2 separate regions of the Homo sapiens genome follow, and region 2 is linked to region 1. A link is an interaction called in ENCODE POLR2A ChIA-PET data of the cell type or tissue named here. Cell type or tissue: IMR-90. All regions are shown on one strand. Each heading gives the region's core, and the rest is flanking DNA. Links, peaks and the distances in the headings are about the cores only.

Region 1 (5,381 bases), core at 86-5,085:
ATGCTGGGACAACGTTCCAAAGACTGAGTGGCTTAAACAACAGGCATTTATTGTCTCATGGTTCTGGGGCTGGAAGTCCAAGATCAAGGTGCCAGTAGGGTGGGTTCCTTCTATGGGTCATGAGGGGGAGTCTGTTCCAGGCCTCTCTCCTAGAAGCTGGTGGTCTCAAGAAGGCACCCCCTGGTTTGCAGATGGCCACCTCTTCCCTGTGTCTTTACATCACCTTCTCTCTGTCTATGCGTTTGTCTTTTCACATAGCATTCTTTTATACAAGAAGTCCAGTCATGTTGGGTTAGGGGCTCACCTGTGTCGGTATGACCTCCTCTTAACTTATTACATCGGCAACAACCCTGTTTCCAAATAAGCTCACATTCTGAGGTCCTGGGGGTTAGGATTTCAGCAGTGGATTTGGTGGCGGTAGGGAGCAATTCAGCCCATAACAATGGCCCTGGGTTCCTGGGAGCGCCCCTGCCTTTCTCCTGCTTTGTAACCAGTGGGCTGGTCTTGAAGTGGGAACAATGAAGGCCCCTCATTTCTCCCCCTCCTCCCAAAATAAATAAAAAAGAATGACCAATTGTCCTTAATGCCATTTTGCTCATGGGTAGGGTTTCCTTAAGAACACTGAAAAATTATGTTGCAGAATTTGATTGGAACATTTTATGTATTGACCTCACTTCTAATCAAAGATGGCCAGATTAGCAATCTAAAAAGGTAATCTTGGCCAGGCGTGGTGGCTCACACCTGTAATCCCAGCACTTTGGAAGGCCAAGGCGCGTGGATCACTTGAGGCCAGGAGTTTGAGATCAGCCTGGCCAACATGGTGAAACCCCGTCTCTCCTAAAAATACAAAAATTAGCTGGGCGTGGTGGTGCATGCCTGTAATCCCAGCTACTTGGGAGGCTGAGGTGGGAGAATTGCTTGAACCTGGGAGGCGGAGGTTGCAGTGGGCAGAGATTGTGCCACTGCACTCCAGCCTGGCGACAGAGTGAGACTCTATCTCAAAAAAAAAAAAAAAAAAATCTTTACCTAAGAAGAGCTGAGTGTGACATCTTCAGAAAGTTAAGCCTTCTCATGGACTCCTCAGCATGCACCGTCCCCAGAGAGGCTGGCCTCAGAGGGTCCTGGTGTGGAACTGCTGGCAGCTCCTTGGGAGCTGTGTATTTTCTTCCCATTTCTTAGGGACAGGCTCTGAGCCAGGGAACACATGCCAGTGAGTGGTGATAAGGACTTTGAGCAAACCCACCGCAGTTCCCACCCTCAATCCTCAGGGTCAAGGTTGAAGGGGGCCAGAGCACATTTTTCACAGGTTCCGTGTGCTGTTTTGGGGAAAGTGCCAAGCAGTCGCCCAGGACAAAACCTGGCCCCAGAGCCCCCAGCCTGTTTTGAATTTCCATCTCTAATGCCACCTTTTGCCCCGGGAGTCCCAGAAGACACACCCTGGCTGAGGAGCCCTGCTCAGCTGGTGGTGGTTTGAGGCCAGCCAACTCCACTTCTCACTCCCGCCCCTGCTGAGTCTGCAAATATTTCTGGGTGTCTGGTCCTCATTAGGGTTGGCTGAGCTGACAGTGTGCAGGCTTCCCTCTGAGTTGCCACCTCACCTGTGGTTGACCAGACTCCCCCATCTTCACTTCTGAAGAAAAGGCTGCAGGGGAGTGCACAGGCGGTTGCCAGAGCTCGTCCTCTGGGATCTGGCGCCATGTAACTCGGCTGCCGCTGTCACCACCTTCTCCTGGAGGCCAGCTCACCACAGGTCTCTGGTGCTGGCTGGGGCCTCACCAAACTCTCTGGAGTGCAGCTACCTGAGTTTTCTCCGGGAGCCCATCAGCTGTCTGGGTTCTCTCACAGGTTGTAAGAGAAACAAACTGAAAATGTGCTAACTCCTTTATCACCTCCTACTTTTTCCAGGCTCTTTTTTGAAGTTCTCTGCGTATTCCCAGGCTTGCACTTCTCAGTCATTTTCATAAAAATAAATCCGTGTGGAGCTCAGGGTGAACATCTAAGCTTTAACATCTTTACACTTAGATCCCCTCTTGCAGTTGGAAGGGAGCAGCTGTAATTAAGAAAAGTACACAGGAAAAAAAAAAAAGGTTTCAGTGTGTGTTCTTTCTTTCTGAAGCATCTGAGCCGTTTTGCTATTAACAGCTGGAAATATTTCGAAAAATCCAGGGCATTTCCAAACATCTGACTACTCAGCTGGGTAAAAATACAGTCTAAGTATTTCCTTTTGCATTTGCATCACTTCGTGATTAGTCAGGACTTTCTTCCCCCCTAAAATGGTTTCTATTACAGCTGTGTCTTTTTTTATTTGGTGACCCAATTACATGACTCTTCAGCATGGAAAAATTCACATTATTAGTTTAAAAATATATCGTTGAACCTCAGTAACAGGTTTTGTGAGGTTTCGTTTCATAAACTTTTATAAAGTTTAATTTTGTCATTTCGTTCTAGAGTAAAGGAAAAAGGGCTGTGGCAGAATTTTCAGGTATTTTGAGATAGGACTGAGGTGGGAACTAGAAGGCGCTGTGAATATCCCTTTTGAGTTTTCCCCTTTTTATCCATTCACTGTTGTAAGGGAGAAAGCTGGCATCAGATTGAAACATTCCTGGTGATTTGAATGAGAGCAGTCTGGCTACAGAGCTTCCTCATCTTGGGTGATTTAAAGTTCTCATTTTTCTTTACTTGAAGGTACAACCATGAGTGTGTGATCATCCCGTTGCTCCTCGTGTCCTAGGAGTCCTCTTAACAGTGAACTCTTCAAAAGATTATTGAGTTTGTTATGTAGACACATTCCAATAGTTCTGGAAAAACATTGCCTCAGATAGACTATAATCTGGAGATTTACATTCTTTAGAATTTCCTAGTCAGGAGATATTTTAGCACACAGGTTCTTTAAAAATAAATTATTTATAGCTTCAATATTTTCTTTATAATTTGTTCCAACTTGTTCATCATCATTGAAGCTAGTATTCTACTCCCCTTTTCAAGCCAAGGCGTCTGTTTCCAAGTGAGAATTTAAAGACAATTCCTTGTTTGATTCCCTCCCCGCTTATCTTTTCTGGAAGTAGATAGATTGTGTCAGTGGTCAACACCTCTGCCAAAGTCAACTTCTAAAATAGACATAACGTAAGAGCAGCACACAGCTTGGCCTTGTTTCCTGGTGGAGCTCTGTCTCCAAGCATTGGGTTCTATAGGATTGGTTTTGCCAGCCATGAAGCCTGCAGAACTACATTCGTCAAGGAAGCAAAAGGATTGCTTTTGTTCACCTCATCCATCAACTGCACAAATGCATTATTTGGTACAACTAGGTATAGAAGTATCAGAAATACTTTTCCCTACTGCAAATGCATTTAAAAAATAATGCTTGCGTGGGATGTGCTGGGGACACTTTGTGTCATGTCTGAGGTTACATGGTACTGCTGGTCTCCTTGTGGCCTATATGAGACTGATTTGATTCTTTCTAAACAGAGCTCAGGAAACATGGAGGCCTCCGTGTGATTCTTCTAAGGGTCCTTGCCTTCATCGTCAGGACTTAAGGCATCGAGGAGTGAAAAGGCAGCTGGGACCCATACACGGCCGCTGTGGCTGTGCTTCTGGGGACTTGGAGGCCGGGAATCAGTAACAGAAACCAAAATAAATGATCTGGTAGCATGGAGGGTAGTGTTCAATATCAGTATCTGAAATTTGGAGACTGACTCACTGCCAGTATTTTAAGAAATGAAAAGAGAAAAACGTTAAAAAGATCACTCAACTTTCAAGTTAAGGGTAGTTGAATAATCCACAAATGGATCTACAGGTAATTAAAAAAAAAAAAAAGAAAAGAAAAAGAAACGGGCACGGTGGCTCATGCCCGTAATCCCAGCACTTTAGGAGACCAAAGCGGGCGGATCACCTGAGGTCAGGAGTTCAAGACCAGTCTGGCCAACTTGGTGAAACCTGTCTCTACTAAAAATACAAAAAAAAAAAAAAAAAAAAAAAAAAAAAAATTGGCCAGGTGTGATGGTGCATGCCTGTAGTTCCAGCTATTTGGGAGGCGGAGGCAGGAGAATTGCTTGAACCTGGGAGGCGGAGGTTGCAGTGATCATGCCACTGTACTCCAGCCTGGGTGACCGAGCAAGACTCTGTCTCAAAAAAAAAAAAAAAAGGAAACATTTCAGCCTTGAGTAGTCCTTAGTTGTGTCTTCTGTATGATATCTAGCCAGGCTTGAGTAACTGATAGACGTCTACAGCTTATATTGGGTAGAATTATGTTTCCCCAAAAGATACGTTGAAGGCCTAAGACCTGGTACCTGTGAATGTGCCTTTATTTGGAAATAGTGTCTTTGCAGATAACAGCAAATTAAAGATCACAGGATGAAATCATCCTGGATTTAGGGTGAGCCCTAAATCCAACGACTGGTGTCCCTATAAGAGAAATGAGAAGGAGATTTGAGACCCAGAGACACACAGCAGAGTAGGCAATGTAAAAAATGGAGGCAGGGCATAGAGTGATGCATCTCCAAGCCCTGAATGCCAAGGGCTGCCAGCTGCCCCCAGAAGCCAGGAGAGAGCATGGAGCACATTCTCACTCAGAGCCTCCAGGAGGTACCACATCTGCTGACACCTGACTTCTGGCCTTTGGAATGGGGGAGAGGATAGATTTCTGGTGTTTTAAGTTGCCCAGTTTGTGGTAATTTGTTGCAGCAGCAGCCCTAAGTAACAAACACGGAATTGTCAAGGGTCTCAGAGAAATCCGATCTAAGAGCCTTATTTTATGTTTGAGAAGCCTGGTGACTTGCCCACATACACACAGTAGGTGCACAGCTGAGCGCAGGCTAAATGCTTGGCTGTGGACTCTGAGCTCAGTGCTCTGCCCACCCACTCACAACCATTTATAGCACACCTGTAGTAGTCAGGGTTCTTTGGAGGGAGGGACAGAATTAATAGGATAGATATAAAGGGGAGTTTATTAAAGAGTATTGACTCTCATGATCACCAGGTGAGGTCCCACAATAGGCCATCAGCAAGCCAAGGAGAAAGGAAGCCAGTCCAGTTCCCAGAGCTGAAGAACTTGGAGTCTGATGTTTGATGGCAGGAAGCATCCAGCACAGGAGAAAGATAGAGGCCAGAAGACTTAGCCAGTCTAGTCTTTCCATGTTCTTCTGCCTGCTTTTATTCTGGCCGCGCTGGCAGCTGATTAGATCACACCCACTCACATTGAGGGTGGGTCTGTCTTTCCCAGTCCACTGATTCAAATGTTAATCTCCTTTGGCAAACACCTTCACAGACACCCCCAGGAACAATACTTTGCATGTTTCAATCCCATTAAGTTGACACTCAATATTAGCCATCACAACGCCCAACATGTGCGAATTGGGGGCCATGTGCAAATGGAAGTGCAGCTG
Region 2 (5,381 bases), core at 237-5,236, 1.1 Mb after region 1:
AGGATTTGAAGAGAAGGTATCTCAGCAAACAGAATAGGAGGAAAGAAGGTGTGACCTGGGACCCATAAGGGAAGCTCAGGCAGCAAGGATTACTGAAGTATCGAGCCTGGGATGGGAAGGAGTGGCGGGTGCAGCTGTGACTGTGCCCTTCCAAAGATCCAGCCAGCTCTGACTCTCCAGGTGTCTGTGTTCCACAGGATGGTGCAGCGAGAGCACAGGCCAGGTCAGGGACAATCGAAACAAAACGGGTTCCACTGAGGACCAGGACCAAGGAAAAGTTCCCTTTGCATCCACTGGGGACCTATGGCTGGGTAGGCAGGAGCCTTTCCTCTTCAGCCCGAGCTCTGCCAAGCCTTGCAGGAGCTGCATGCATGAGTGCAGAGGAGTTAAGGAGATGGTCCCTGGCACTTGAAACCCCATTCCCACCTCCAGCATCTTCACTGCATGATGTCCCTGGTGCCCAGGGCTCGTTCTCCCCTTAGGGACATGGGCCCACCTGAGATCTCTTCTGCTGTCCCCGCCTCCTAGGGTTAGCACTGCCTCTAGTGTTGGCATGCCCCACTGATCAGTGGCCTTACAGGGACCCAGTGGCCTTGCAGGGACTATGGTGCATGGCATTACCCTCATCTCATTTGATTCCCACCACAATCCTTCGAGGTAGTATCACTGCATGCATTTTACAGATGAGACAGTGAAGCTTAAAGCAGCTAATTGCCCCATGGTCCCAGAGTTAGTTAGTAGTAGAGCTAGGATTCGAATCTGGGTCTCTCCTCCCCAAGCCAGGGAGCTGAAGCAAGGTCTTTCTCTGCCTGGAAGAAAGGGCCTGTCCATTTGCTTGACAAACAGGTTGGCTATTCCAAGCTTTGTCCCAACCATCTTGGCCAGGCCACTGAGCTCCTCCCATATCCCAGCCCACCCCATTCATCCCCTAAATCCAAGGCCAGCTCCTCACCCTCCCCTGAGCATGGCTGGATCAGATGAGCAAAAGCAACAGCGCTCACAAGATTGCCCCACTTGGCTCCAGCAATTAATTAAGAGCCGTCTGAGAGCCTCCAAGGGGCCTGCAAGCTCCAGCAAGATGCGGCACACATGGCTCAATCCAAAATATTCACTGTGTTTTTCCCTAGCTGGGGAACCAGTCCTTACCTGTTACCTGAACCTGATTAAATGCCCAAGCCGCTCACTCTTGGTGCCAGCCAGGAGCCAGCCTGCTGGTCCTATGGAAGGTGGGGTGGTGGCTGGAAACTTGACAATGATAGTCATCCGTCAATAAATACGGCGTTGTTTATGGGCTATAACATGAAGCCTCCAGGGCCTGTGCCAGGCACTGCTTATTCTGGTCAACAGGCTGCTGGTACACAGGAGACCTATGGGCTCAGCTGGGGCATGGGAGGAGCCCGAGACTCAACCCAGAGGGGACCATGGGGAGGGCTGCTCTAGGCCATGTTGGGGGCCTCATCACCACCATTCTGGTTCCCAGGTGGTCCATCCTCCACCTGGCACCGGACAACCTGGGTCAGGTATATTTTGTTGTTATTCCTCTGCATAAGACCTTCCATTGCCTTCGCATATACAGTTGGGCCCTTGAATGTTGGAATCTGATTTAGACATAACACTTCCTTGGAAAGCTCATACACCAAGAAGAAAGACACCTGCTATGACGGTGGTGGACCATGGCCCCTCATAGTCTTAGACTTGTCTTAGGGATCAAGTGACTCTGTCCCACCCTGCAGCATAGTCTATGTTCTGCCAGCATTAAAATTAAAGTCCTACTGGCTCTCACTCCAAAATACATCCGAACCCATCCATTTTCTCCACCAACACCTAGACCAGGGAGAGCTCAGTAGCCCTTTTTGGTGAAGAGCCAGATAGTGCATACTTCAGGTGTTGTAGGGCAAGAGGCAAAATCAAACCTACTATGCAGTTACTTATTATTATTTTTTTTTTTTGAGACAGATCCTCACTCTGTCACCTAGGCTGGAGTGCAACGGTGCAATCTCAGCTCACTGCAATCTTCCCTGCCCGGGTTCAAGTGATTCTCCTGCCTCAGCCTCCCGAGTAGCTGAGATTACAGGTGCCTACCATCACACCCAGCTAATTTTTGTATTTTTAGTAGAGACAGGGTTTCACCATGTTGGCCAGGCTGGTCTTGAACTCCTGATATTAGGTGATCCACCTGCCTCGGCCTCCCAGAGTGCTGGGATTACACGCATGAGCCACGATGCCCTGCAGCAGTTACTTCCATAAAAAGAGTGAAAGCACATTTCCATACTTTTTTATTAATGAAAATTAAAATATGACAATATTATTAAAAATCAAGGATATTAAAAAAATACAGTTCAACTAATGAGAAAAAAATGAATTCTTTTTTTAGAGGGGATAAAATCTCACTTCATTGGGGCTCAGAGGTAGTATTCTCTCATCAAATCAATCGAGAGTGTTCACCATTCCTACTTAATGGGCCAGACAAAACCCAGCAGCCGGCCAGATTGGGCCCACAGCCTACCGTAAGAAGATCCTTGCCCTCGACAGAGGATATTGAAGCAGGGTATTGCCAGGACATTGAGACAGCCCCCTCGCCCCCCACCCCAGATCTCCCTGCCTCCATTTTGGTTTCCCACTTGAGGATGGACCAGACAACCTGGGTCAGGTATATTTGGTTATTATTCCTCTGCTTAAGACCTTCCATTGCCTTCCCAAAGACAGGCTCTTGAATGTTGGAATCTGATTTAGACATAACAACTCCGTGGAAAGCTCATACACCAAGGAGAAAGACACCTGCTACGATGATGCCCATCTGCCTCCAGGAAGCCCGGAGCAGGCCCCAGAGGTCTGGGCACTTGGATGCTGCCTACAGGTGATGCATCAGGGCTCCAGAGGCCACCTTGGCAGGACTCACGGCCCTCTGCAGGCAGCAGTTGCTCTGCCTGATCCCTTAAGGGGTTACGTGGGACAATGATAGAGGAATCTAGTCTGACTAGCTAACTAGCTGCCAAACAAGAATTTTAGAGCTCAGTTCTGAGTAGGTTAGTGTGGACAATGGGCAGCATGGTTTATGATAACCTGCTCTGAGCCAGGATTGGGAGGGCTGGGCTCCATTTCCAGCTTCTCCTCTAACCGGCTGCTGACCCTAGCCATGCCACTAGCTCTCTGAGCCTGTTTCTTCAGGAGTAAAAAGTGAGGAGGGTGGTCCCCTAAACTGCTGGTAATCAGAATCACATGTGGAACTTTAAAGACCCAGATTCCTGAGCCCCATCCACAATCTAGTGAATCAGGAGGTAGGGATACATAGATATACACACATACGCATATACATATAATATACATAATTATATATGCATGCATATATACATATATACTCATGCATAATATATGCACAATGTAATAATGTATATCTATAATGTATACATTATTGTCATGTATAATATACATGTGTATTGTATATATTATACACTCATGTATATGTGCAATATGCTCATGTATAATATATGTGTATTGTATATATTATATATCCATGTTGTATATCTTTACATACATACACGTATATACACATATAGATGTGTACATGCATACCAGCATATATACACACCTAGACATACACACACAGACCTGTGAGTGTGTATATCTTCTTGGTAATTTTGATAATTAGACACATTTTTAAAAACACCGTCCCTGGCCGGGCGCGCTGGCTCACGCCTGTAATCCCAGCACTTTGGGAGGCCAAGGCAGGCGGATCACGAGGTCAGGAGATTGAGACCATCCTGGCTAACATGGTGAAACCCCATCTCTACTAAAATACAAAAAATTAGCTGGGCGTGGTGGCGGGCACCTGTAGTCCCAGCTACTTGGGAGGCTGAGGCAGGAGAATGACGTGAACCCGGGAGGCGGAGCTTGCAGTGAGCCGAGATTGCGCCAGTGCACTCCAGCCTGGGTGACAGAGTGAGACTCCGTCTCACAAAAAAAAAAAAATTGTCCCTGGGGCTTTCTAGCTTTAAGGGTTTATGTGATAAAGAAAGGTGCTGTATTTCGTACAGTCTGATGATAAGCATATTCATGAACAATTGCTCGGCCCAGAAGTTGAAACCAAGTGAGGGAGTCGCATGTATCTTGGGGTGAAGAAAGCTGCTAATAAACGATTTGATTTAGGTTATATGAAAGACTCTAAATACATTACAAAGCACTTCACAGTTCACGGAGTCCTTTTATTAACTTTATGCTCTTCACAAACTGGAGTTTTACAGAAGAGATTCACAGAGGCTGTGACTTTTCCAACCTCATGTAGCTAATTAATTGTCTGGGATTGGACCCTAAGCTTCTAAACTTTGGACTCAGTATTCTCTCCATCAGGGAAAGAATTACTGTGAACATTTTTTTCCGAGAAGAATTGGTTGGACAGGCATATGTTACTGCAAATGCCAAATTAATAGAATCCAAATTAATGACTTTATAGTTATATCACAGGTGGGTACATAAGAAATTATCGTTTTTTCTAATTATTACTTGTAATTGACAAAAATAATATATATTTATGGAGTCTAGTGCAATGTTTTGATATATGTATACAATGAGGAATGATTAAATCAAGAGAATTAACATATCTACCACCTCACTTACTCATCATTTTTTTGTGGTGAGGCATTTGAAATTCTCAGTAATTTTGGAAAAATTATTAAATTCCTTTATAAATTTAAAAACTCTCTGTCCCTACAAATTTTTACTGAGAAAATTTTCCACTTGGCTCAGGGGTATAAGGTTTCTGTTTATTTATACAAGCAAAATAGAATTTTTTTAGCTGGACTTTTTTTTGACAATTACACTAAAAAAAAGAACAGCCTGTGGACTGAATTATTTTGCTGTTGTCACCTCTGGGCAGAGACGACAGTGTAGGGTAACGCTAACACAAGTTACATTCACACATTTGTTCATTCATTCATTCAGCAAACACCTGTGTGCTCACAGCATCATTCTCTGGAAAATTACTTTCATCATTTTATCTCCCAATAACCACACAGAACAGAGAAGCCAGGAGACAGTATGACCCCTGAACACGGGAGGACAGGAAGGCAGTGGAGGCATCATGCTATTGAGTCACTTGGTAGGTGCCAATCCAGCTTTGAACCTCGTTGGGACTTCTCCCTTCGTGGGTGCTGCCTGTTGACAGAATTATCATCCTTGGTTCCATCAACACCAAATCCTTGTGCAGTGTTGGGAACTGCCCACAGCTTATGGGAAGCAGCAGGATGAAGGCTGAAGACAATCATGGATCCACAAGTGGTTTTTTAGAGACAGGGTCTCATTCTGTCACCCAGTCTGGAATGCAGGGGCACGATCATGGCTCACTGTAGCCTTGAACTCCTGGGCTCAAGCAATCTTTCAGCCTC

What was found. Peaks named below come from ENCODE experiments on the same cell type or tissue, not always from the same donor. Only the 100,000 strongest peaks of a DNase experiment are listed, where the experiment ranks them.
Region 2: POLR2A ChIA-PET joins it to region 1 with 8 read pairs; 2 of 35 experiments call an interaction of 5 or more read pairs at or near these places.

The regions. Positions count from the first base shown.
Region 1 is chr21:35,847,057-35,852,437 of GRCh38, reverse strand. No RefSeq gene overlaps it. Among named protein-coding and RNA genes, the nearest start is that of MIR802, 130 kb to the right of the region's middle. In IMR-90, for the core only: no CTCF peak of the experiment used is centred there; a DNase peak (open chromatin) is centred at 2,227; H3K27ac peaks cover 249 bases.
Region 2 is chr21:34,756,343-34,761,723 of GRCh38, reverse strand. All of the region lies in intron 1 of LINC01426 (long intergenic non-protein coding RNA 1426), which reads right to left. Among named protein-coding and RNA genes, the nearest start is that of LINC01426, 13 kb to the right of the region's middle. In IMR-90, for the core only: no CTCF peak of the experiment used is centred there; no DNase peak of the experiment used is centred there.